Linked DNA regions of Homo sapiens: region 2 is linked to region 1. A link is a contact called in ENCODE Hi-C data. All regions are on one chromosome and are shown on one strand. The core of a region is the stretch at or near the end of the contact, and the rest is flanking DNA. Distances in the headings are between cores, read along the strand shown. Region 1 holds the start of RSBN1L (round spermatid basic protein 1 like). Region 2 holds the start of HSPB1 (heat shock protein family B (small) member 1).

Region 1 (2,869 bases), core at 308-2,807:
TATCTTTTAAGCTAAAACCCATCTCCCCAAATTGCTTATTTTCGAAGCAAAAATCAAAGCACATGCTTACAAAACATCGAACACGCAGTGTGCTTACTAAACGCTAAAATACAGAAACCTAAAAAAACAATTCTTGCTTTTCAAACATCCATAAATAATCGCCAACGAATTTTTCCTGGCAAGTCTACGTTATAATAATAATAATATTATTATTATTATTATTATTTTTTGAGACGGAGTCTTGCCCTGTCGCCCAAGCTGGAGTGCAGTGGCGCAGTCTCGGCTCACTGCAACCTCCGCCTCCTGGGTTCAAGCGATTCTCCTGCCCCAGCCTCCCCAGTAGCTGGGATTACAGGTGCGCGCTTCCATGCCCAGCTAATTTTTGCATTTTTAGTAGAGACGGGGTTTCACCATGTTGGTCAGGCTGGTCTCGAACTTCTGACCTCGTGATCCGCCCGCCCCGGTCTCCCAAAGTGCTGGGATTACAGGTGTGAGCCACCGCGCCCGGCTATAATAATTATTATAAAATTCAAATCTTAAGGCCGCACATGGTGGCTCACGCCTGTAATCCCAGCACTTTGGGAAGCGGAGGTGGGCCGCTCACCTGAGATCAGGAGTTCGAGTCCAGCCTGGCCAACATGGTGAAACCCCGTCTCTAATAAACACAAAAATTAGCCAAGCATGGTGCCGGACGCCTGTAGTCCCTGTTACTGGGGAGGCTGAGGCAGGAGAATCGCTTGAATCTGGGAGGCGGAGGTTGCGGTGAGCCGAGATCGCGCCACGGCACTCCAGCCTCGACAACAGAGCAAAACTCCGTCCCAATAAATAAATAAATAAATAAAATAAAAATCTTAAGGGTCTAGTCACAACAGTTCAAAAGTCTCCAAAGGGAGACTCTCACCTTCAAGCTTGTAAGTAATACTAAAGTTCTAGATTTGCTGGAAGTTATCTCCTTCAATGGATTACAGCACATGATCTAGCAATAATAACGTACCTTGTCACCACATCGAATGATTTTGAACACTTCCCATCAATCGACTACCGACTAACAAAAAGAAGGACTTGATTCCCGGCAATTTTTTCTCTTCTGAACTGAGCATTCCCGAAATCCAGCTTGCTGAACGCGCAGATGCAGGGTGAGAGGCACCCCAGGAAAAATGGAAGGGAAAGTGGTACAAGTTAAAACAGTCTTCGTGGCCGCAGAGACGATCGCTACCTCGGCCATGGCAGATCTGGGGGTCCGGGGCGGGGGTTCTTCCCTGATACCCACCGGGCACGCGAGTTCACGCCAGCGACAGTGGAAAGCCCTCCCCTCGCAGCGCGCTCCGCCACTAGCCGCACCCCGCCGAGCTCTGACCTCCGAAGAGGGTCCCTGTGGCGATCCCGCCCCTTCGTCTGATGTTTGTGCCTTTGATTGGCTCTTAGGTGGATCCCTCAGCGTGGCTTGCCCAATGGAGCAATGCCGGCTGGTGGCCTGGCCGCTCCGCCCCTTCCCTACCCCTCGCGGAGGGCCCGCCCCCTGCCCCGCGCCGGCTAGCGGAGGAGAGTAAATACAACAGGAGCGCAAAATGGCGGAACCGCCGAGCCCCGTGCACTGTGTCGCTGCCGCGGCCCCCACCGCCACCGTCTCGGAGAAAGAACCGTTTGGCAAGCTGCAACTCTCCTCCCGGGACCCTCCGGGTTCTCTGTCCGCCAAGAAGGTCCGGACTGAGGAGAAGAAGGCACCGCGGAGAGTGAACGGAGAAGGGGGCAGCGGCGGGAACAGCAGGCAGCTGCAGCCGCCGGCAGCACCTTCGCCTCAGAGCTATGGCAGCCCCGCGTCTTGGAGCTTTGCCCCTCTGTCTGCTGCTCCCTCCCCGTCCTCTTCTCGGAGCAGTTTCTCTTTCTCCGCTGGCACGGCCGTTCCCTCCTCAGCCTCCGCTTCCTTGTCTCAGCCGGTGCCGCGCAAACTGCTGGTCCCTCCTACGCTGCTGCACGCTCAGCCTCACCATCTCCTCCTGCCCGCCGCCGCCGCCGCTGCCTCGGCTAACGCCAAGTCGCGCAGACCTAAGGAGAAGCGGGAGAAGGAGAGGAGGAGGCACGGTCTCGGTGGGGCCCGAGAGGCCGGCGGGGCCTCCCGGGAGGAGAACGGGGAGGTGAAGCCGCTGCCCCGAGGTGGGTGCCGTGCGGGGAGGGGGAGGGGAGGGCGCCGTGGGTCCCCGCCGCCCCCTGGCGCCCACGGGGCCCGGGAAGGGGGAGCGCGGCGGCCGCGTGCGCCGGCCTGGAGGGGCTGGGAGGCGTCCGGTTTTCAGCAGAGGATTTTGCAGTTCCCAAGGGGACAGGAAATGGAGCCTGTAATTTCGGTTGCAGAGAGGGGGATGGCCGACACTCTTATTTTCTGTATCGTTTCTTCCTCCCAGTTAGTGCGCTGCAGGATTTGTGAAAATCCATCTTGAGGACTCTCCTAGGTTTGTTTGGCTAGGGAGAGAGATGGAGGGAACGGGATGGGGGAAGGGTTTGGTTTTGTAAAAGATGCTTGATTGATTGTTAGACCACTTAGACGTGGTCGCGGGAATTCGTATTTGTGACACAGCGTTCAACCCCGGATAATCCTGTCAAAAAAGGGGTGTGGAGAGAGCACTGGCGTCAGCTGGAAGCTACCAGAGGCCTGAGCTTTTCATCCCTATTAGGGAAATGAGGTAGCGTGCAGGGCCCGAAGTGCGCTGTTTCGTAAGGTACCCTCCCTGCACCCTACTCTCCGCTGCGTATTCTTAAGTGTTTTGGGTGGTCCTGTTTGAAATACCACCCTTCTGAAAGAATTTTCAGCCATATTCTTTTTTTCCCTGCAGCAAATGATAAAACCAGGAGCTTTGACGATTTTTCGCCAGAT
Region 2 (2,700 bases), core at 201-2,700, 1.4 Mb before region 1:
CATCAGCCTCCCAAAGTGCTAAGATTACAGATGTCAGCCACTGCACCCAGCCAGTAATATAATTTTATGGGACCACCTTCATATTTGCTGTCCCTTGCTGACTTACACATCTTTATGCAATGCATGACTGTTACCATCATTATCATCTCTATTTTCCAGATGGGGAAACTGAGGCACAAAGAATCTAACTTGCACAAGTTCATCTGCTTAGTGATGGAACAAAGATGTGAATTCAGGCAGTCTGGCTTCAAAGTCCACACGCCTAACAACCACACCAGATTACTAGATTGCTTTTTTCTTTTTTCTTTTTTTTTTTTTGAGATGGAGTCTCACTCTGTCACCCAGGCTGGAGTACAGTGGTGAGATCTCGGCTCACTGCAACCTCTGCCTTCTGGGTTCAAGCAATTCTCCTGCCTCAGCCTCCCCAGCAGCTGCGATTACAGGCGCCCGCCACCACACCCAGCTAATTTTTGTATTTTTAGTAGAGATGGGGTTTCACCATGTTGGCCAGGCTGGTCTCAAACTCCTGACCTCTGGTGATCCTCCCACCTCGGTCTCCCAAAGTGCTGGGATTACAGGCGTGAGCCACCACGCCCAGCCCAGACTGCTTTATTTTTGTATTTGTATTTATTCATTTACTTATTTTGAGACAGGGTTTTGCTCTGTAGCCCAGGCTGAAGTGCAGTGGTGCAATCCAGCTCACCACAGCCTCTACTCACCGGGGTTCAAAGGATCCTCCTGCTTCAGCCTCTGGAGTAGCTGGGGCCACAGGCATGCACCACCATGCCCAGCTAATTTTTAAATATTTTTTGGTAGAAGTAGGGTCTCACTATGTTGCCCAGACTGGTCTCAAACTCCTAGCCTCAAGGGACCCTTCTGCCTTGGCCTCCCAAAGTGCTGAGATTACAGGCATGAGCCATGCACCCAGCCCCTTTTTAAAATTTTTTTGAGAGACAAGACTTTGATCTGTTGCCTAGGCTGGAGTGCAGTGGTGAGATCATAGCTCACTGCAGCCTCAACTCCTGGGCTCAAGCACCAGACTCCTTTTATCACATTCTATCTCACACGCGTGTGGTTCCAATCCTGCCTCTGCCACTTCTCAGTTGTATGCCCCAACCCAACCTGTCTGGCTCTGTCCTCCTTAACAGAAGGACGGCCCTGGCCACGGGCCACAGCCAGCAACGCTTAAGCACCAGGGCCGGCGAGTGCCCTGCCGTGGCACGGCTCCAGCGTCGCGCTCTCGAATTCATTTGCTTTCCTTAACGAGAGAAGGTTCCAGATGAGGGCTGAACCCTCTTCGCCCCGCCCACGGCCCCTGAACGCTGGGGGAGGAGTGCATGGGGAGGGGCGGCCCTCAAACGGGTCATTGCCATTAATAGAGACCTCAAACACCGCCTGCTAAAAATACCCGACTGGAGGAGCATAAAAGCGCAGCCGAGCCCAGCGCCCCGCACTTTTCTGAGCAGACGTCCAGAGCAGAGTCAGCCAGCATGACCGAGCGCCGCGTCCCCTTCTCGCTCCTGCGGGGCCCCAGCTGGGACCCCTTCCGCGACTGGTACCCGCATAGCCGCCTCTTCGACCAGGCCTTCGGGCTGCCCCGGCTGCCGGAGGAGTGGTCGCAGTGGTTAGGCGGCAGCAGCTGGCCAGGCTACGTGCGCCCCCTGCCCCCCGCCGCCATCGAGAGCCCCGCAGTGGCCGCGCCCGCCTACAGCCGCGCGCTCAGCCGGCAACTCAGCAGCGGGGTCTCGGAGATCCGGCACACTGCGGACCGCTGGCGCGTGTCCCTGGATGTCAACCACTTCGCCCCGGACGAGCTGACGGTCAAGACCAAGGATGGCGTGGTGGAGATCACCGGTGAGCCCCCCTGCTCCTGCAGGGGAGAGGAGGAGGCTAGCAGGGCGGGCAGGGCCGGGGGCGTGCGGTTGAAACGGGGGTCCCGGGGGCCTGGGGAGTTAAACGTTGGCCCAGCACCGGGAAAAACAGGACTCCTGATTCCCTTGCTCAGGAATTGGGAGTGCGGGTCGCTTCTAAGGGCGCTTTCTGCTCTGTAATCCCAGCGCTTTGGGAGGCCGAGACGGGAGGATCGCTTGAGGCCAGGAGTTCAAGACTAGCCTGGGCAACATAGCGAGACGCGCCCCCCCGCCCCGACCCCGCGCCATTACAAAAAAAAAGCAAACAAAAATTTTTTTAAAGATCATCGATGAAGAGAGAAAATGCGCTTTTCTACAGAGTCCCCTTCCCACCCACAGCCCCATCCCCAGATAAGCGGGGAGTTCCCTGGCGCGGTGCCAGTTTCTAGCCGCTGAGTGGGCGTGTGCGCGGCTCCAAGTGCGCCTGCGTACTGCTCACTCCCCAGCTCCGCGCCCTGCTCCGTTCCTCCCAAAACTCTGAATCGAAGAACTTTCCGGAAGTTTCTGAGAGCCCAGACCGGCGGGCACGCCCCCATCCCCAACCCCCTCTGTTAATCCCTACCAGCCTGCAGTCCTGGCTGCTTCCAAGCAGGAGGTGGGGCCTCTGGCCTAGCGGGGCCGAAAGGCAGTCCCCTCCCCCGCAGTCTGATTTCCCTCTTCCCCCCAAAGGCAAGCACGAGGAGCGGCAGGACGAGCATGGCTACATCTCCCGGTGCTTCACGCGGAAATACACGTGAGTCCTGGCGCCAGGTCGGGGTGGGTGGGTGGCGTGGGGGTGGGGTCAGGGAAG

Evidence for each region. Hi-C counts contacts between places; a loop is a spot of excess contacts on that map. Pooled maps may share reads with other maps.
Region 2: a map of CD4-positive, alpha-beta memory T cell shows a loop between it and region 1 (14-fold over the local background). The contact joins the promoter of HSPB1 here to the promoter of RSBN1L in region 1. A Hi-C loop is called at or near these places in 3 of 168 maps with a recorded cell type or tissue (CD4-positive, alpha-beta memory T cell, naive thymus-derived CD4-positive, alpha-beta T cell and ovary) and 7 of 50 pooled maps.

The regions. Positions count from the first base shown.
Region 1 is chr7:77,694,902-77,697,770 of GRCh38, forward strand. RSBN1L (round spermatid basic protein 1 like) reads left to right here and starts at 1,558. Exons shown (of 8, transcript NM_198467.3): 1 at 1,558-2,154. The coding sequence starts at 1,569. APTR (Alu-mediated CDKN1A/p21 transcriptional regulator) reads right to left here and starts at 1,364. Exons shown (of 2, transcript NR_134254.1): 1 at 995-1,364. RefSeq lists enhancers at 653-1,548, 1,549-2,444, 1,629-1,858 and silencers at 1,379-1,598, 2,069-2,388, 2,679-2,778.
Region 2 is chr7:76,301,223-76,303,922 of GRCh38, forward strand. HSPB1 (heat shock protein family B (small) member 1) reads left to right here and starts at 1,451. Exons shown (of 3, transcript NM_001540.5): 1 at 1,451-1,854; 2 at 2,580-2,643. The coding sequence starts at 1,491.